2 separate regions of the Homo sapiens genome follow, and region 1 is linked to region 2. Evidence: chromatin loops called from intact Hi-C (ENCODE). Cell type or tissue: IMR-90. All regions are shown on one strand. Links, peaks and the distances in the headings refer to the core of each region. The heading gives the core; the rest is flanking DNA.

Evidence for each region. Hi-C counts contacts between places; a loop is a spot of excess contacts. Peaks named below come from ENCODE experiments on the same cell type or tissue, not always from the same donor. Only the 100,000 strongest peaks of a DNase experiment are listed, where the experiment ranks them.
Region 1: a loop joins it to region 2, with 13 times the contacts of the local background. A loop is called at or near these places in 10 of 110 quality-filtered maps.

What each region holds. Positions count from the first base shown.
Region 1 is chr7:128,211,881-128,222,690 of GRCh38, reverse strand. The region is part of intron 1 of LOC124901744 (a long non-coding RNA gene); the gene reads right to left. Among named protein-coding and RNA genes, the nearest start is that of MIR129-1, 9.4 kb to the right of the region's middle. In IMR-90, for the core only: a CTCF peak has its summit at 4,201 (motif pointing right); a DNase peak (open chromatin) is centred at 7,190; H3K27ac peaks cover 653 bases; H3K27me3 peaks cover 1,463 bases.
Region 2 is chr7:128,316,107-128,326,916 of GRCh38, reverse strand. RBM28 (RNA binding motif protein 28) reads left to right here. Exons shown (of 19, transcript NM_018077.3): 11 at 1,026-1,099; 12 at 2,223-2,358; 13 at 3,326-3,390; 14 at 5,493-5,651; 15 at 8,811-8,960; 16 at 9,184-9,258. Among named protein-coding and RNA genes, the nearest start is that of RBM28, 22 kb to the left of the region's middle. RefSeq lists an enhancer at 6,890-7,391. In IMR-90, for the core only: a CTCF peak has its summit at 4,672 (motif pointing right); a DNase peak (open chromatin) is centred at 3,296.

The DNA of each region.
Region 1 (10,810 bases), core at 2,441-10,440, 110 kb after region 2:
TTACCATGTATTGAGTGCCTGCTGAAAGCCAGGCTCTCTGTGAAGCTTTTACTTGATTATCTTATTTAAGCCACACAGTATTCTCCATGAAGAGCATGTTCTGTGAGGGAACAACCAAAGGGAGAAAAATTCAACAGGGGGAAGGTCTTGGTCCCAGGAGGAACTGTCCTAGTGAGGTGACCTGCTCCCCACAGTGCAGGTCACCTGGAGAGGAATGACCCTGCCCTCTCAGGCACCCTCCCCATCCCCCGATGCCTCCTCCACCCACCCAGTGCTAGGGCAAGCAGAGCCATCTCTAAGCCAGGCTGTCCCCAGGCCTGCTTCGCTTCAGAAGAGAGTGCTCACTGAGCACTGTGCCACGTGCTTATCCTTCCATGATCTTGTTTTATCATCAACATAATCTTATAAGGGAGAATATTTTTGCCTCCATTTTACAGATGAGGACGCTGAGGCATAAAGGGGACAAAGGCTTGCTCATGATTCTGCAGCTAAATGCTGGCAGAGCTAAGTTCTACACACGTTCAATCTGACTGTCACCCCCTAAGGTAACCTGCCAAGTTCTGAGTCAGTCTCCATGGCCCCACCCCTTGGTGTCACAGTTGGGTGACTAGGCACATTGAGAATCTCAGGCAGGGTTAGGAGAGCCTGAAGAATTGTGGAGGAAGGTCAATTACCCTGTAAAACTGATCAATCAACAGATAAGAACAGAAATAAGCAATCTGGATTGCAGATGGTATTAGCCAGCTAGGACGGCCATAGCAGAATACCACAGATGAGCTGGCTTAAACAACAGAAATTTACATCCTCACAGTTTTGGGGCTGAGAATCCAAGATCAAGGTGCCCACAGACTTAGTTTCTGGTGAGGCCTCTCTCTTTGGCTTGCAGACATAACCTTCTCATTGTGTCCTCATGTGGCCTTTTCTCTATGCATGCTCATCCCCAGTGTGTCTCTGTGTGTCCACATTTCCTCTTTGATAGGGACATCAGTCAGATTGGATTGGTGCCCCACCTCATTTAACCTTAATCACCTCCTTAAAGATCCTATCTCCAAACACAGTTACATTGGTGATTAGGAATTCAATGTATGAATTTTAGGGGACACGGTTGAGCTCGTAACAGATTATTCAAAGCTCTTTTTCCCTCCTGCAGCAGCCCCCACAGCAGTGGGCACAGTCAGCAGCAATCCGGGTGTCAGCCCCTCTCTGCAAGGATTGGGGGCCAGATGCTCCCTCCCTGGAAGCCACATCAACGACAGACCACTGCTCTACTGAGAATTCAATAAAGACTTTTTACAGAACATTACTACAGCTCTTTTTACAGACTCCTACAGTGCTATACAACCCAACATTTACATGTAATTTTCACTTCAGCAAGATCTTTTAAATTTAAAATCTCAGCACAGTCACTGAAGCCACAACTCCCTATCTAATCAAAGTTTCTATCAATGTTAAAAGTTGGTTGTTGATTTTTTTTTTTGAGTCCTCAAAGCTGTCTGTGATTCCAGAGAGCTATGTTCTTCCCATATACAAAACTGTTCCCCTGATCCCATATCTGGAATAGTTTTTCCAATGAAAGAATGGTTTTGCGAGAAGACACACATGCCTTGGTAAACTAGCTCTCACAAAGAAGGAGGAGGAGGGAAGGAGGAAGAGAAACCCCGATTTGTAGGGGTTTACCAATTTCCATGGTATAAATACTTGCACCACGATAGATTTCAAGCTACTAATGATTTTAAAAATTGGCTTACAAAGCTCCAGAATATTTTACACCTGGCTCTCACAAGCCACTATAAGTCTGCTCCTGCACGTCACTGCTTGTGTCTCTCATGGTCACAAAAGCCCATTTTATAGATTTTAATCTGGGTCAGGGGTAAAATCTGTGATCTTGATCAAAATGAAGTCAACTAGCCCCACCAGGACTCAATCTCACCATCCGGTTTCCATTCTCGCCATGCTTTAAACCCTGAGCACAGGGTTTAAAGCTGTGCTGGGAAGCAGGAGGAGACAAAGGACCCCTCAATCCCCTGCTGCCTCGAGGATATTCTCTTTCTCTCCCTTCCTCTGTAGTTCACTCTCCAGCTCATTCCCAGGTCCCGGGTGAGCTAGCTGAAGTGGTCATGATAATACTAATAAGCTGATTTCAGAGAAGAGTTTAGTTCATTGCACCTTTGGGAAAGACCTCGGCTGGTGCTTTCCTAGGATAACAAGCTTCAGTGAAACTAACAGGGACCTGAGCACAGGTCACAAATCCATGTTCATCTAATACATGCTTCTGGTAAACCTCCCCAATTTAGAAGGACCACACATTTGCTGGAAATCAGTCACCCCACTGGCCATGGGCATTTTCATGGGGTCTTGGTCTGCGTGGAAAAGTGAAAAGTCAGTGAAGAGCAAATCCGGGTTGGATTGGTGGCAGGTGGAACAGCTGCCCAAGCATGCAGTGCTTTGTCTGGAATGGAACATCTCTATTTTTCATTCACCAAAGGTTGTGGGGGCTTCAACAAGTGCTTCCAGCCTGACTTCCTGCTGATGACAGGTGGTCAAGGTGATGTTCAAGTTCTCCTTGGGTCCTCAGTGACTCTCTGCACTCCATGTGTGTGAAAACGTGCAAGGAACTTTCATCCCAGAGGCAGAATTGAGGCGTTCCAAGGGGGCAGGCCATTGAATGTTCAGAATTCCAAGTTCATGGCTAGGATGTGGTATTTAAGAGGCAAACGATGATCTGGGAGCAGACCTTGGAGAAAACTGGGATTGGAGGAGATATACTCTACCAAATTAAATATAAGTGGGAACTGCAGCAGGCATCTGACCTGGAACTGGAGGTTTCCAGAGCAGCTGGCATGGTGAAGGAAGGACACACAGAATTGGAATTTCCCCACCCCGTCCTCTGACTGCTCTTGTTCCTCCATCAGGCAAGACTTGCTGGGAAGCAGGAGGAGACAAAGGACCCCTCAATCCCCTGCTGCCTTGAGGATATTCTCTTTCTCTCCCTTCCTCTGTAGTTCACTCTCCAGCTCATTCCCAGGTCCTGGGTGAGCTAGCTGAAGTGGTCATGATAATACTAATAAGCTGATTTCAGAGAAGAGTTTAGTTCATTGCGCCTTTGGGAAAGACCTTGGCTGGCGCTTTGCTAGGATAACAAGCTTCAGTGAAACTAACAGGGACACTAACTCACTCCACTGCTATATTCTTATTTTATATGCTGAAGGTGTCAATAGTCACTACCATAAGTAGAATCTGCTTTTCCTCTGGCAGTGGAAAGGCTAAATTGTAAATGGTGTCTTCAGGCCTTCTCTCCCTTCTAGGACTTCTCTGAGTTCAGGGGAGGGTGGACACAGATGACTTCAAACCTTCCCCTACCCTTGGGGTCCCTGGTCAGTGTTCTCCATAGTGTATGACGGCATTTGAAACATCAGTAATGACTATCCTTTCTCTTACACCCATACCCTCTCTTTACTCATAGTATTATTTTGAGGAATACATGAAATTATAATCATTGTAACTGAGCATCTACTATGTGCCAAATCCTGTGCTAGATATTTTTAAATATTATTTCCGAACCTAATAAAAACATCGTGCCATTTTATAGATGAAGAAACTGAGACTCAAAGAAGCTAACAGATTTGCTCACAGTCAGTGAGTGTTTAGGTTTTAGCTCATGTCTTTTAATCTCTATTTTTTAAATTGTTATTTTATTTTTTTAAAAAGTAAAATAAAATGGAGTCTCACTATGTTGCCCAGGCTGGTCTCGAACTCCCAGGCTCAAACCATCCTCCCACCTTGGCCTCCCAAAATTCTGGGATTACAGGCGTGAGACATCGTGCCCAGCATTTTAAACTCTAAGGCTCACATTTTTCTACTACACTACCATGTTATATAAAACATGGCATCAGACAGCACAAAATTAGGTTGTGCTGCAGTTATAGGCAGCCTGAAAATCTTGGTGGCTTACAACAACAAAGTTTTACTCCATCCTCACGTGCAATGCATGATACACACGCCTCATGTCTCTTCTCGGAGCTCGGTTTCCTAGTATTCCAGGATTCCAGCTGGTGATGGAAGAGCCACCAGACTGTTGCCAGTTCCCATGCTAGAGGGAGAGGGAGCTCTGGAGGGTCTAAAACTATCAGCGAAATGCCCTGGCATTCAGTTGGTACATGTCACTTCTACCCACAACCCATTGGCCAGAATTTTACATTACTCTTCCAAACCACAAGAGGGAGGAAGTGTAATCCCCCTGGACAGCTGAGAATAAAAAGTACATGGCGAGCAACACTAAAACCTGCCACGAGTGTCTGGCACTGGGCTTGGCCCCTACATGATTAATAAACGCTATTTCACGCCCCCTTTCCTTCCCCAGCTATGAACAGATTATGGTGAAATCATTCATTTTGGACCAAGAGACAGGCATAATGAACAGGCCCTCCATTCTGTACTCTTCCTGGTTTGCACCTGCGTCATAGGATGCTGGCTCAGATTTCTCCAGGGCCTGAGTCTCCAGTGCCTTGATGTCCGACCATGTCTCAGGGGTTTCCATCAGTCATTCTCAAGTGCTGTGTTGCAGATGATAAATGACATTCACATGCACAACACATGACACCCTCCCATGGGCATCCAACAGGGTCAGGGCTACAGGCAGTCTCTGTCCGGCAGCTGTAATTCCACCACTTCTTCCTTTCAGGGAGGCATATCGGATTGCAACTAAGCAGCAGGGGCATTACTATAGGACCATATTGAATCTGTTCTAATTGATTAAAAAAAAGTCATCAACGATTTGAGAACCTCAACAGTTCATTATCCATAGCCAACTGCCTAGGACACACCTCCTAAGTGCTCCAGGCATACAGCATGTCAGGATACCACCATTGAAGAAGCACTGGTCAAGAAGAAGCCGGAGCAACCAGTTGTAAAATGAAAAGAAGTGCCAATTTGTCTACAGCGTGCCAAAGAATTGATTGGAAGAACATTTTGTCCATACTCACTGAATTAGCTAGTTGTCTTGGCACTGTGTAGACACAGCCTGAGTATTAAGAATGTGAGCATAGTATCAATCATCAAACCACAGAATGTTAGACTGGAAGGAATCTCCAGAGATATTTTTCATACATTCCCCTCATGTCACAGATGAGGAAACTAAGGAACAGGCAGGCTAAAAGATTTGCTTAAGGACATGTAGCACAATTGTCAACTGTTGTTTTAGAAAAGAGGTTAATGTGGGCACATCTTCACCCACTGCATTTTTAACATTTTCTTTAGCTATTTCAGAATCAAGATGCCCACTGAATGTCATTGCGTACTTTTTCTAAAAGTAGACAAGAATTTGAGAAACACCCCGTGATGCAATGGTTCATTGCTTAAACTTGCTGCTGACTCATTTGCCCTCCACCATTTTTTCCCCCAACTTCTCTCTTGGCATCTGGCACTTCCACTGGCTCTTTTCTCCAGCTTGTCCCATTCTCCTGGTCTGGGCTGGGCAACAGGATGCAGTGACGTCATGTCCGCGCGTCCTCATTGGGTGGTAGGCGGGGCTCAGAGGTGAGGTCCCTTGGTGAATCGCCCTGGGCGCCTGAGTAGGCCTCCTGGCCTCCAGGCTGAAGCAAGCCACCTGCTGCCCAAAGGGCAGACTGTTCTGGGCCAAAAGGAGTCTGTGGAACAAGGACGCCAAGATGTTCATGCTTTATCGTTTTCCTTTTTGGGATACGGTCTCACTCTCTTGCCCAGGCTGAAGTGCAGTGGTGTGATCATGGCTCACTGCAGCCTCGTTCTCCTGGGCTCAAGAGATCCTCCCACTTCAGCCTCCTGAGTAGCTGGGACTACAGGTGTGCACCACCATGCTTGGCTAATTTTTAATTTTTTGTTGTTGTTGATACAGGGTCTCCCTATGTTGCCCAGGCTGGTCTTAAACTCCTGGCCTCAAGCAGTCCTCCTGCCTCAGCCTCCCAGAGTGCTGGGATTACAGGCAAGAAACTCACACCCAACCAGGTTTCATCTTTTTGATAAAGGACAAATGCCCCCCTCCAAACAAACAACTCCTGTAGGTCACACTTCAAGTGTTTGCTGGGGGAGAAATCCCATCCAAAAATAGTCTTTCTGTTGGAAAGAAAGAAAGGAGTAGTGGCTCACTCCTGTAATCCCAGCACTTTGGGAGGCCAAGGCAGGAGGATTGCTTGAGCCCAGGAGTTTGAACCAGCCTGGGCAACATAGCAAGATCCCTTCTCTACAAAAAAATTTAAAAATTAGCCGGGTGTGGTGGTGTGTGCCTGTGGTCCCTGCTATGGGGAGGCTGAGGCAGGAGGATTGCTTGAGCCTCGGAAGTGGAGGCTGCAGTGAGCTGTGATTGCACCACTGCACTCCAGCCTGGGTGACAGAGTGAGACCCTATCTCAAAAAAACCCTAAAAAACAAACAAAAAACACAAAAATAGTCTTTGGGTCAGGGCCCTCCCTACTCTCGCTTAACTGTGAATTGTGCTTTTTCATTCACTTCAGGTTCCTGCCTCTTGAAATGTCTTTGGTTTGAGCTAGGCAACTTTGTGGTGGTCCCTTGAATCCCTATCCCCCTCCTTATCCCCCCATCCCCTTTTCTCAAGTCAACTTCAGAGGCCTTGGAGGCTCCTGCTTCAGGGCCTGTGAGGGAAGGAATTCCAGACAACTTCTGTATGGTCCTGGGGCTGAGGAATCGGCTCAGTGGCCAAGATATAGGCTCTCCACTGTCACTGCCCAGTCTAGGATTTTGGCAGCTCTCCCAACCCCACAGGCCCAGATGCAGGAGGAATCTTTGGCATGGACAGAGAGCTCTTAGGCCTGGGGCCAAAAGTCAGCCCTTTACCCCAGATGAACACATGGGGCTGCCCCTCCTCTGCACAGAGTACCTCTTTCCCTCACCCCTAGGTTTACACAGCTTAGAGAAGTGTCTGGAGTCTGGTGGGTTTGGGGAGCAGGGAAGATGGAGCCACAGAGTAATGTCCTGGGACAACTCCCCCTTGACCCCCAACAAATAAGAGGGGGAGGAAAGGACCTATAGCTTGAGAGTGGATTCTGGGTCACACTGGTTACCCCTCTTTCCTGGGTTTGATGCATCATTTAAAAGATGCTATGGAAAGTCTTGTCCTTCCAGTTCTTTCTTGTTGGCTTTGGTACAAAGCTACAAACACAGACACACACACACATACACACACATACCCGACTCCATCCTGTAACACACATACCAGTCATTTCTTCTTGGCCACTAGGTCAGATTCTGGAAAACCCTAGTTGTAGAAGAATTTATGGCTAAAGAATTTAAGACTTTAAGGGAAAGTAGAATTGGAGAACAAAGGTCGGGAACGAACTAGAGAAAATCCTTATAATTGGTTTTGCATTCAGAAGAGAGCCCAATCCAAGAGCACACTGAATAAATAACATTTTCAGTTGTTTTGTCTGCTGCTGGCACAAGCGTGAACTGGCTCAGCCAAGCTAGCGAGTAAATTGACAGCATGTCTAATAACTGGAACGCATCTTCCCTGCGGCCCAGCAACACCACTTGTAGGGGTCTACTCTACAGAAGCATGTTCAAGGATGTCCACTGCAGAATCATTTGTGATGGTGAAAAACTGGAAACAAATGTCTATTAGTAGGTGAGTGGATGGATTGTGGTATCTTTGTACAGTTTCATGTTATTCAGCAGTAAAAATGAATGTATCATGCATCAACATGGACCGATCTTGGAAACACAATTTAGCTGAAAAAAAAGTAGGTTCCAGAATGGTGGGTTTAGTGTGACATCACTTACATAAATTAAGAAGCACTCAAAGCAATGCTAGGTGTAATTTACGAGTAATACATATATGGTAAAGTATGAGCACCAGTGTGAGAATACCTACCAACTTCAGGACAGTTGGAGGAAGGAAAAGGGGCACAAAGACTTCAACTGTGTCTGTAAGGTTTTTTCTTTCTTTCTCTCTCTCTCTTCCTTCCTTCCTTCTTTCTTTTTTCTTTCTTTCTTTCTTTTTTTCTTCCTTTCTTCTTCTTTTTCTTCCTTTTTTCTTTTTTTCTTCCTTTCTTCCTCTTTTTCTTCCTTTTTTCTTTCTTTCTTACTTTCTTTCTTTCTTTCTCCTTTCTTCTCTCTTTCTCTATTTCTTCTTTCCTCTTTTCCTTTTTTTTTTTGACAGGGTCTCACTTTGTTGCCTAGGCTGGAGTGTAGCAGCGTGATCATGGCTCACTGCAGCCTCAACTTCCCAGTCTCAAGCAGTCCTTCCACTTCAGCCTCCTGAGTAGCTGAAACAGGCACGAACAACCATACCCCATTAATTTTTTGTTTTTTGTAGAGATGGGGTCTTGCTATGCTGCCCAGGTTGGTCTTAAACTCCTAGGCTCAAGCAATCCTCCCACCTCGGCCTCCCAAGGTGCTAGGATTACAGGCATGAGCCACTGTGCCTGGGCTGTCTCATTTCTTTTAAAAAATGATCTGACATAAATGTGGCAAAATGGTAGCACTTGCTATTTCTGGTGGTAGGTACAAGGCTTTTGTTATATTACTCCTTGTCTTTTTCTATATGTTTGAAATATTTCACAACGGAAAAAAGGAAAGAAAATTCCAGTGGCATTTTGCACACATTTACATGAGTAGTAATGAGCATTTGCTAGGATTTTCCATTTTCATCCCTTCCCTGAAAAACACTTCGTAGGATTTCTCTTCCTTCTATCTTCAGTGAAATGCTCATGGCTAGGCATGGTGGCTCACACGTGTAATCCAAGCACTTTGAGAGGCTGAGGTGGGAGAATCCTTTTAGCCCAGGAATTCAAAACCAGCCTGGTCAAGATAGTGAGACCTTGTCTTTACCAAAAATACAAAACTTAGCCAGGCATGGTGGTGTGCACCTGTAGCCCCAGCTACTGGGAAGGCTGAGGCAGGAGGATTGCTTGAGCCCAGGAGTTTGAGGCTGCTGTGAGCCATGATCGTGCCACTGCACTCCAGCCTGGGTGACTGAGTGAGACCCTGCCTCAAACAAACAAAACAAATGCTCATAAATGTGTTTTTCTTTGTTACAGAAATATGCACCCAAAGGAGCATTTTTCCAGCCAATTATCCTGTGCCCTTCCGATCTCATGACTTAGAGTAATTGACGCCATCTCCCTCATCTGGATACGTGGAAAAATGACTATTTGACGTTGGCTGCATCCCACCTACTCACCAGATTCTCTTTCCTCCTTCCATTCCCTGGGGCTGCAGGTCTCATCTCCGTCCAGGGGTATTTCCTGCCAAGTGCCTGGTTGCCTCTTTGCCTGGAGGAAGGCCCCAGGGCCTAGTTTACTTTCTCTCTTCTTTCTTTACCTTTTCCAAAGTTTCCTTGTGAAATCCTACTCCTTGGGCACCCCCACATTCCTTTCTTTCTTATGATACCACTAGAGCTGGCCCATGGGAACAGTGATTCTCAAACTTGAATGTGCATCAGAATCACCTGGAAAGCTTATTGAAACACAGATTGTGGGGTTCCACCTTCAGGGCTCTGGTTCAGTAGGTCTGGGTAGGGTCCAGTGGTGTGCTGGAAACTGTTTAACAATGGGCTTTCAGAAAGAAAAATGAGCACTGATTTGTAATGTTCCACAGTGTAAACACTCTCACCGTGGTTGATTTCAAGCCCCCAGTGTGATGGTCACTAAATGTGGAGTTAGGAAAGAGACATGTGCAATTGGTTCTCCTGAGATGTTACAAACTGTCTCCAGCCACCCTTGGCACTGGGATCTAAGAATTTGCATTTCTGTTTTTTTTTTTTTTGTTTTTGTTTTTGAGATGGAGTCTTGCTCTGTCGTCCTGGCTGGAGTGCAGTGGTGCAACCTCAGCTCACTGCAACCTCCGCTTCCTGGGTTGAAGCGATTCTCCTGCCTCAGCCTCCTGAGTAGCTGGGACTCCAGGTATGCGCCATCATGCCCAGCTAATTTTTGTACTTTTCGTAGAGACAGGATTTCACCATGTTGGCCAGGCTGGTTTCAAACTCCTGACCTCAAGTGATCTGCCCCCTCGGCCTCCCGAAGTGCTGGGATTACTGGTGTGAGCTATCGCACCTGGCAGAATTTGCATTTCTAATAAGATCCCTGGTAGTGCTGAGCTGCTGGTCTTGAAGTGGTTCCTACTTCGAGAATCACTGCCTTGGAGGGCCGAGCATAGGAGTATGGAGTTTGGGAAGAGATTCCTGGATTGTGTGAATGACTCTGAGACTTTGACCTGAAAAATCTCATCTCCCCAGGAGCCTAGAAAGAGATTTCCTGTCTCACAGCAAAAGAAGCTTATGTCATGGGGACCAGCACAGGCTACACGGTAGATAAAGCCAACCAGGGCTCTATTTTGGGCTGGTGCACTGGCCTGGAAGTTCTGTGCCCTACCTTGAAATGCCCCCCTGGCCACAGACCACTAACCACGCAGCTGCTGCCTCAGGCGAAAGTCCACTCCCACCTTCCCTGGCTCCAGGGCCCGCAACTAAGGAGCGCAGCTGGACAGGACGGGTGCACGCGAGTCCCAGGAGGCTTTCCCTCTCAAGAGGACGAACCATATCTCCGAGAGTGCTCCTGGCAGAACAGAGCATAGATGCTGGGGAAGAAAGGGAAGGATACAGGAAAGGAAGAATGAGAGAGAAGGAAAGGGTTAGGGGCGGGGGTAGGCGGGGAGAGAAGAGGGTCCTCAACACAGATGCTGATGTGGGGCTGGCAACTTCCAGGGGACTTAGGATGCATCCAGATTAGGCAAAAAATGAAAGCACCAAACCACACCTGTCCATCCCCTGACTAGCGCCATGCCAGCTTCATTCCTTGGGCTCTTTGATTTTCACTTCCTTG
Region 2 (10,810 bases), core at 1,495-9,494:
CTTCCTGCCTTGGTCTCCTAAAGAGCTGGGATTACAAGTGTAAGCCACCACACCCAGCCTTCACATGGATATTTCTTATTAAGAGAGATCATGAGACTAAAGTTCTAAGAAGAATTAGAACAGATGAAGGAAGTAATAATAAAATTTCATTAAGAGCAGTGGTATCTTTGTCTTGATTATTTGGTACCTAACATAGTGCCTGTGTCATAGTGCAATATGCGTCACTTAATGATGGGGATACATTCTGCAAAGTTCATTATTTGGTGATTTTGTCATTGTGTGAATGTCATAGTGTACTTATACAAACCTAGGTGGTATGGCCTACTACACACATAGGTCATATGTGCTCCTAGGCTACAAACCTGTACAGCACAGCATGTTGTTATACTGAATGTTGTAGGCAGTTGTAACATAATGGTAAGTATATGTGTATCTAAGTATTTCTAAACATAGAAAAGGTATAGTAAAATGCAGTATAAAAGATAAAAAATGGTACAACTGTATAGGGCAGATCCATTGTAATCTTCTGGGACCACTGTTGTATATGCAGTCTGTCACTGACCAAAACGTCCTTATGCAAGTACATGGCTGTACTTTTTTTTTTTTTTTTTTTTGAGACGGAGTCTTGCTCTGTTGCCCAGGCTGGAGTGCAGTGGCACTATCTTGGCTCGCTGCAACTCCGCCTCCCAGGTTTACGCCATTCTCCTGCCTCAGCCTCCCAAGTAACTGGGACTACAGGTGCCCGCCACCACGCCTGGCTAATTTTTTGTATTTTTAGTAGCGACGGGGTTTCACTGTGTTGGCCAGGATGGTCTTGATCTCTTGACCTCATGATCTGCCCGCATCGGCCTCCCAAAGTGCCGGGATTACAGGTGTGAGCCACTGCACCCGGCTACATGGCTGTACTTAATAAATGGATGCCACCTATCCCTTCCACTCTGTGTCAGGCTGTTGCCATTTGCAATGTTGTCTTTGGTTTATCTGTGGGAGTTTGGGATCTCACTGAATTGTGTCTCCTTGTGCAGGTTGTGCATTTGCCCAGTTCATGACTCAAGAAGCAGCTCAGAAATGCCTTCTAGCTGCTTCTCCAGAGAATGAGGTAAGGAAGATATTTCCTTTACCTTATAACACAGGAGGCAGTTTGGCTCTTAGGGGCAACATCTGGTATTTATACAAAGCTTTATTATTATTTTTCTTGTCAGTAATAATAAAACTAACACTTATTTAGCACTTTGTGTTAGGCACTGAACTTTACATGCATTATCTTAATCATTACATCAGCCCTTTGAGGTAGGCAGAATTATGATCTCTACTTCATAGGTGAGGAAAAGGGGATAATAACGTATCTGATATTTGTTGCTTGCTGTCTGTGTCAGCCTCTATCCTAGACTGATAACATGAAAGACTAGGATGAGGTATTAAGGTCGTCTGTGAAGTAGAGTAGATGTTTGAGAGAGAATGTGTGTGGGTGATGGAGAATTACTCCATTTGTTCTATAGTCGAGTATAATGTTATCTAATATTGCTGTTATTTCTTAAGTCCTCTTGAGTAAGTACTCTACTATTTCACTAGCTTACTTTACAATACTAGACATTTGCCTGGTTACAGATAATTTTCCTCAGTTTGGGTCTACTTTGGGACTAATCAACTCCCAGAAAATAAATTCTTTACTGCTGACTGCCTGAAATACACATGTGGCCTTTTGCACAGCTATACTAAATATTGTGAGGCCCAGTGATCCATTTGTAGCTAGCTGAGCTGAAACGTCGTAGGGCTTGGCTTCCATAGCGTAATTGATGTTTGCTGTATCCCTTTCTGTGGTGTTCTTGTCAGGTGCTTAGTTTCTAGTTTCTACTCATTATGTGTTGTTTTGTTTTGTTATTTTTTTATTTTATTTTATTTTTTTTGAGGTGGAGTCTCGCTCTGTCTCCCAGGCTGGAGTGTAGTTGCGCGATGTCCGCTCACTGCAAGCTCCGTCTCCCAGGTTCATGCCATTCTCCTGCCTCAGCCTCCTGAGTAGGATTACAGGCGCACACCACCATGCCCGGCTAATTTTTGTATTTTTAGTAGAGACGAGGTTTCACCATGTTGGCCAGGCTGGCCTTGAACTCCTGACCTCAGGTGATCCACCTGCCTCAGCCTCCCAAAGTGCTCGGTTTACAGGTGTGAGCCACTGTGCCCGGCCATTATGTGTTTTAAGAAAGGGTTGTGATCTGTTACAGGCTGGTGGGCTTAAACTGGATGGCCGGCAGCTCAAGGTTGACTTGGCGGTGACCCGTGATGAGGCTGCAAAGCTTCAGACGACGAAGGTGAAGAAGCCGACTGGCACCCGGAATCTCTATCTGGCCCGAGAAGGCTGTGAGTAGGGAGATGTAACCCACACTTCTAAGTACCTGGCCCTGTGCCATAATCATTGATCAAGCAATAGTATGCCTGGAAGCATGTTTCAAATTAAAAACCCAAATGTTCTCTTTAACAGTGTTATATGATCATTCCACTTTAATAAATGTGGCTCTCTATTAGTAAACCTTCACTCGTTTTTGTGGATTAACTGTCCCATTATCTTTTCTGCCTGGTTGCCTTTAGTCTTTTTCAATAGAGGATTGGCAAGGCAAAGGGGGAGGAAGAACTCAAAATACCTTTGCTTCTTGTCATCATTTCTAATAAGAGGTTTTCATTATGACTAAAATTACTCTTTTGGATTATTCATGGATTTAAAATGTGCACCCAATACTTTCCTTTAGTGTCAGAAAGACAAAAAAATTAGCTTTAAATTTTTAAAAAAATTCTTCTAGGTCACACAGCATTTATCAGCTCACCTCCTCCATAGCTTCACAGCCTGTACTAGTAATGTCCTTTAGCCTTCGACACCAGCCTTCTATGGCAACATAACTGTTTTCGGCTGGCTTATCTCACTGTTTAGTAATGGACCTCAAGTATATAAGGAACAGCAAAGTTAAGTTCCAAGGGCAGATTATAGGTGGAACATTGTGCATTCTAAATGCCCAAAATGTACTTATGTTCCATACTTCTTCTAGGCCTTTCTTTCTGACTTTGGGCATGTACGTGAAGATTCTTTGAGGGGAGAGAAGGAGAAGAGGAATAAAATCACAAAATGTTTAGAGTTTTAGTCCTTGAGAGCAGCTCTGAGCCCAGAACTTAGCCCTGTAGCCTATTTCTGGACCTAACCAAATGCCACCGTGTCCTGGCCAAGATAGTCCTCTGGGCCCTGTACAAAGAGTTTGCATCATTCAAATCACATTCCTCTTGTTGCTCAGTGAAAATTCCCTTGTTGATGTCTTGGCCTTTTTCCCTCTTTCTGCAGTGATTCGTGCTGGGACGAAGGCTGCAGAGGGTGTGAGTGCTGCTGATATGGCCAAAAGAGAACGGGTGAGTAGATTAGGCATTGACCTTCACGTTCTGCGTGGCCTATAAATCAATCAAAAATAGTTATCGAATGCTAGATGTGCTCATCAAAGAGCCCAGTATGGTCACAGACCATACTTATTGCCCTGTTAGGGAGAAAAGCACATAGGTGAAATAGCAAGTAACCCAACATCATACATAGTATTCTATCTGTTTTGTATGCTGGTATAAAAGAACTGTGTCTTATTATTTGTTTCCCTAGTGCTTGGCAGTAAATGTTTGCTGAACACATGCTGCTACATCATGCAGTAGACAGTCAGAGGCTATTGCTACATGTAATTAGGTGTCAGTATAAACACAGAATAATGTAAAAGAGGAAGATCAGAATGAGCTGGAGTTATTAGAGAAGGGAGAAGATATGGCTCTTGAAAGGGGTAGCTGTCAGTTGGGAGGAGTTATAATCTCCAGATTATAAAATCATTTTAGAAAAACTCCATTTTATGGATGTTTCCGATGTTAACCGATAACTCATATTCCTTTGCTGCTTGGTAATGTTCCCAGTAATTTTTACTTTTTCCCATATAACTTACTTTCAAAAAGCCAAGCCAGCCTAGAAGGGTAAAGATGCATAACTGTGAACAGAATTAGCTATGGAACCTTAACATGCAGATGAGGAACAGGGGTGAGAGTGTAATGACAGCAGGAGGCAGTGCGTCTTTTTTTCAGTGGGCACAGATTCTGCACTAGTGTTTTCAACTTTTGTGGTAGTGAACACCTAGAAATCATAGGCTCTGGAGACCCATCCTTAACTGGAGAAATTACAGAAAATTTTAAAGCCTCAATTTTATAAGGGCACTATATACCCTTGTCTGATCACAGTGCAATAATGACATATTTAATTTAAAACTAATTTTGTTAGCAAAAAGCTCATTCAATGATAGGTATGCATTATAAATTCACAGCAGGCACAGCTTTTCCTGACAGAAAAATAGTCTGTTGAACTTAAACATGATAGCCTTTTCAGATGTTCCTTTAATAGTCGTTTTCCAAGGGATTTGTTTATTTTGTGATCTGTTGGTACTTTTACCAAACAAGAAGCAGCAGGACTGAGAAGACTTGACAAAAGAAAAACTTTTAATTGAAAACTTTTTTCTACCAACTTGGTTTAAAAAAAACTAATTGGGAGAAGAATGTCATCTTTCATTTCATTTTAGACACAGATCACGCAGGAACTGGGGTTTTGTGGCAGCATAGTTGAGGGTATTGCTCTAAGAGCAAAATATGGTTCTGTGGTCATTGATACTCCTTTGCCTCAGGGTGGCAGAGTTGAGACAACACAGCATTCTGTCAAGTATTCTTTGAATAACTTCCATTTCCTTTTGGAAGGATTAGATAATCAGTTGAGCTGGTGGGTAGATGAGGACTGGGCATAGATATTAATCACAGTATTATTTGTTGTTTGTTCTGAGCTACATTTTGAGCTAGGGAATTTTTTTTTTTTTTTGACCGAATTTCACTCTTGCTGCCCAGGCTGGAGTGCAATGGCACGATCCTGGCTCACCACAACCTCCGGCTCCCAGGTTCAAGCGATTCTCCTGCTTCAGCCTCCCGAGTAGCTGGGATTACAGGCATGCACTACTATGCCTGGCTAATTTTTGTATTTTTAGTAGAGACAGGGTTTCACCATGTTGGCCAGGCTGATCTTGAACTCCTGACCTCGGGTGATCTGCCTGCCCTGGCCTCCCAAAGTGCTCGGATTACAGGCATGAGCCACCCTGCCCAGCCTTATATTATCTCATTTTGGCCTCACCTCAGTGCTCAGAGACCTTGATCTACTGTTTCGTTTTATAGATGAAAAATTGTGGCTTTAAAATTTTATGTAATTTCTCCAGTTAGGGATGGGTCTCCAGAGCCTATGATTTTACTATTACCCACCCACCATCTTGTTCCCTTGGACTTTTCTTTCCCTATACTAGGCATTGTAAAGCTGCGGTGTGGGCAGTTTCCATCCGTTTTCTATATGTGTGGTTATGGGATGAGGATCATAATTCTTTCCTTTTGGAGAATTATGAGCCTACCTCTTAAAAAGAGTGGGTTGTACTGTTAACCATTGGTTGTTCTTTCAGTTTGAGCTGCTGAAGCATCAGAAACTCAAGGACCAGAATATCTTTGTCTCCCGAACCAGGCTCTGCCTGCACAATCTCCCAAAGGCTGTAGATGACAAACAGCTCAGAAAGCTGCTGCTGAGTGCTACTAGTGGAGAGAAAGGGGTGCGCATCAAGGAGGTGAGACGTGGCCCTGACCATTTTGGAGCTTTCATTCTGATCTTGGGTCAGATCAAGCATTTCCCTCAGGCTGTGGTGCCAGATTTTGTTTGTTTGTTTTGAGACGAAGTCTCACTCTGTTGCCCAGGCTGTAGTGCAGCGGTGCAATCTTGACTCACTGCAACCTCCTCCTCCTGGGCTCAAGCAGTTCTCCTGCCTCAGCCCCCTGAATAGCTGGGACTATAGGCGTGCGCCACCACGCCTGGCTAATTTTTGTATTTTTAGTAGAGAAGGGATTGCACCATGTTAGCCAGGCTGGTCTCGAACTCCTGACCTCAAGTGATCTGCCCACCTCGGCCTCCCAAAGTGCTAGGATTACAGGCGTGAGCCACTGTGCCGGGCCATCAACAGACTTTCTTCTGGACATGTTGTCAGCATGCATAGCTGAGTTTAGCAGTTTCTTGGTTTTGTTCTTTTTCTTCTAAGAATTGTCTTTTACATCTGACTGAATTACAGCAGAATGCAAGGAAATCTCTGTCTGCATGAATTAATTTAGCAAGCATTTATTAAATGCCTGTTGTGTGCTTAGCATTATACTTTGTGCTATCATGTGAATTTTCTTGCAGAGAAAATAATCTGCTTTGCTTTTTGGAAGAGTATTTTACTCCTAGTTAGATTCTTACCCTGTGTTCAGAGTCCCCTATGCCTTGTGGTCAACACAGGAAGCCATGTAGATGTTCAGCAGTTGAATTAGAAAAACACTGGGTTCACACCAACTTGGTTAGACTCTGTGTGAGTACAGAACTTTTCTGCCTCCACATTCCCCTTTGCGTATTTCTCTTTTCTTTTTTTTCTTTTCTTCCTTTCTTTTTTTTTTTTTAGATGTGGTCTTGCTCTGTCTTTGGCTGGAGTGCAGTGGCACCATCTCGGGTCACTGCAAACCGCCACCCCCCCCCCCCCCAAGCTCAAGCAATCCTCCCACCTCAGCCTCCCAAGTAGTTGGGCCTATAGTTACACACCACCATGCCTGGCTAATTTCTTTCTTTCTTTCTTTTTTTTTTTTTTTTTTTTGAGACGGAGTCTCACTCTGTCGTTAAGCTGGAGTGCAGTGGCATGATCTCGGCTCAACGCAACCTCCGCCTCCCGGGTTCAAGCGATTCTCTTGCCTCAGCTTCCCGAGTAGCTGGGACTACAGGCATGCACCACCACGCCCAGCTGATTTTTGTATTTTTAGTGGAGACGGGGTTTCACCATGTTGCCAAGATGGTCTCGATCTCTTGACCTCAAGTGATCCGCCTGCCTCGGCCTCCCAAAGTGCTGGGATTACAGGCGTGAGCCACCTCGCCCAGCCCATGCTTGACTAATTTCTTGTTTTTGGTAGAGACAGGGTTTTGTCATGTTGCCCAGGCTGGTCGCAAATTCCTGAGCTCAGATGATTCCCCTGCTTCGGCCTCCCACAGTGCTGGAATTATAACAGTGAACCACTGGGCCTGGCCTTGCATATCTCTGTCATACTGGTTACTATTACCCTGGCCTCAAACTGTCTGTCAGTCACTTCTCCCCACTAGACTGAGTTTTTGAGGCAAGCGTTATCTCATTATCCCCAATCCTTGGTGTAGTACCTGGTACATAGTCATCTCTTAGTCAATATTTATTTTAAAAGTACCATTGCCAATATTTTGGGCCTGCTTTACTCTGTTTCGCTACCATAAACTGTTTTCCTAATCCCTGAAAACCTCTTCAAAATGTATGGATTGGTATTTGGGAGATTACTTGAGAGAATGTGAATATATCAGCACATATCTGACACCACAGTTAGTAAAACTGCTCAGTGTTACTGGTTATAGGGGAGGGACAGTTGTGTAATTTCTCCTATCATCCGAATACTTAGTGCCTACATATTTAACACCTGTCATAATTTAGAGAAATTTATGTTTATTCTAGAATATTTTGCATTATGTTGAATTTTCCTCTTAATTCTTTCCTATTTGTATGTATAGTGTCTCAGTAAGATGGTAAGCATCTTGAGAACAGGATCTTCATTATATGCTTCTCTTGATTCCCTTACAGTGTATGACAGTTCTAGGCACAGAGTGGACACTGGACATAAACTAAATGCGGCATCCATGCATCCCCAATACTTAGCTGTTTCCATTACATGAGAACGACAGCTTTGGTAGTAATGGCATGTAAATGATCAGTTTTCTCGAAAAATCCTACCATACTTTGGTGCCCCAGATGTTTACTACATCTGGCTTAAGGATTTAAGGGAAAACCACACTAGAGAGGATCTGAGCTGCAAGCAAAGAGAGCTGAAACTTCTTCCTATATTTCTGACCCTGTATGTTGGAGAGACTTTTTCCTATGCTTGAAATGTCTTTCTTATCTAAAGCCATCAGGCCTTCCTCCTTTCCTTCTTCAATAATTTCCTTCCTGAGGGCTTTTTTCAGTTGTAAGATCTGTGGACAGTACTCCATCCTCGGCAGCAACTTGTTACACGCTTAAAATACCATGTACCTCTCAATTTGTATGTATCGCAAACAGTTGTGTTTGTATTGTGTTTGTTTTTTAACATCCATACCGCTTTATAAATTTTCTTTAGGAAGTTTTGTTTATGTGCTTTTTTTTAGGTCTCTGTTGATGTCTATAAGCTAGTAGAAAGCAAGAAAATACAATTTTAATCTGTTTGATGGTCTTAGTAGGTAAATTCTAATAAGATGGACACACATAAGTGTTATTCCAGTGTGATTTTTGTGATGGTGGTATAAATGAAGATTATGTTTCAATAACCTGATTTTTTTTTTTTTTTTTTGAGACAGGGTCTCACTCTGTTGCCCAGGCTGGAGTGCAGTGGTGCCATCATGGCTCACTGTAACTTCAACCTCCCCGGGCTCAGGTGATCCTCCTGCTTCAGCCTCTTGAGTAGCTGAGGTGCCACCACACTGGCTAATTTTTTGTATTTTTTGTAGAGACAAGGTTTTGCCATGTTGCCTAGGCTGGTCTCAAACTCCTGGCCTCAAGCAATCCTCCTGTCTCGGCCTCCCAAGGTGCTAGGATTACAGGCATGAACCACCATGCCCACCCAATAGCCTGATTTCTTATTGACTCTATTAAAGCAGTTCATGTCAGGCAAGTCTTCTCATTCTGTAATTACTGATTTTTTTCTTGCTCTACTCATAGTGTAGAGTGATGCGAGACCTCAAAGGAGTTCATGGGAACATGAAGGGTCAGTCCCTGGGCTACGCCTTTGCGGAGTTCCAAGAGCACGAGCATGCCCTGAAAGCCCTCCGCCTCATCAACAACAATCCAGAAATCTTTGGGCCTCTGAAGGTAGGCCTTGTCCTCTGGGGAGACTTGTTCCCTTAGGACCACTTGCAGGAAACCAGCCTTCTCCTTTATGCCTAGTGTCCTCTGACATTTGAGGGGTGGGAAACAGTGGCAAGTGGACAAAAAAAAGGTGGGTTGGGGGAGGATGTGTGAAGGGGAAAAACTCAGCTCATTGCATGCACAGATTAAGAAGTCTAATGAATGGCATTCTGTCTCCCTCTGACAGAGACCAATAGTGGAGTTCTCTTTAGAAGATCGAAGAAAACTTAAAATGAAGGAATTAAGGATCCAGCGCAGCTTGGTACAGAAATTAAATGGTCCATATTTTTAAGGACATAAACTCTTCTATTTTGTTCAATTTGTGCTTCTGCTCTCTTAGAGTAGTTCTCCCCTCAGTTAGGTTTTTTTGCTCCTAGTTCCCTTTACTCCCAGTTCCCTAAGCCTCTCCAGGCCATCTTCTTATCTGCTGGCCCATGTCTGATAGCTCTACAGCAGAAGGGAAAGGAAGGAGAGAGGAAGCAGACCAATGTTATTTCCAGTCAGCCGTTTTTTACAGTGTTTGGTGATAGTACGTGCCAAAATTAATGGTTGAGGTTAAGGTTTCCCATTACCTGTAGATTTCAGTTATCTCTTCCATATTTTCTTTTATTAGTTGGCTCCAGAAGTGTGAAGCCTGATAGTTTTAGTACTGTTTTTAATCTGGTGTGGTATAGAAGGTGGAGCAGGGACTTTAGGAATACGTGTACTCATGCTCATACTCTGGCTCTGCCCTTTTTGCTGCATGTTCCTTGGCAGTTATTACCGCTCTGAACTTCAGTTTGTAAAATGGGGTGGACAACATCTGCCTCACATGATTGCTGAGGACTAAATGAGATAATACATGTCCATCGTCTAGCATACTGCATGGTCAGCACGCAGTCAGTACTCATTCTCTTACCCATCTTCCCCCAGGACATACAGGGCCAGATTATTCTTGACTCTGTCATTCTTAGAGCTCTCATTGATATTGCACAGCAAAGTTCCCTTGCATATACAGCAAACATTTGTAGTCTTTGTGGTATATACCAAGAGGATTACCAACAGACGAGCCATTCTGGTGGTTAATGCAGTGGCCCTAGGTTGGAAAATCTGGGATCTGGTTATTGTTCAAGGCAACTTTGTTCCCCAGATAATAGAATTGTTTATTACTGTTAGCCATTGTTTCAGAGGTGATTCTGAAGCTACCAGTTTTGTTTGTTTTTCTGTTTGAGATGGAGTCTTGCTGTGTCGCTCAGTTTGGAGTGCAGTGGCACAATCTCAGTTCACTGCAACCTCCACCTTCTGGGTTCAAGTGATTCTCTTGCCTCAGCCTCCTGAGTAGCTGGGACTACAGGTGCACACCACCATACCCGGCTAATTTTTGTATTTTTTTAGTAGAGACAGGGTTTCACCATGTTGGCCAGGCTGGTCTCGAACTCCTGACTTCAAGTGATCCACCTGCCTCAGCCTCCCAAAGTGCTGGGATTACAGGCGTGAGTCACTGAGCCCAGCCTAGTTTGTTTTTTAACATCCAAATTACTTTATTTGTTGCCTGGATTTATATTCATACTGTTCTTTCTGTGTAAAAATGCCTCTACTCACTTTGCATATGCAGATCAAATGATCTCTTTCAAGTTGCATGCCTCCACCTCTCTCAAAAGATATAAGGCCCTCTTTACTTGATTTTCATGAACTTCCTTAAGCTGTGTAGTTTTTTTTACTTTGGTTTATTTGTGAATGCATCTCTTATCTCCACCTGGCTGTGAGTCCTGAAGGGTAGACACTATTTTTTTGTATCCTGGAAACAGACTGGCACACACTAGGCATATAATAAA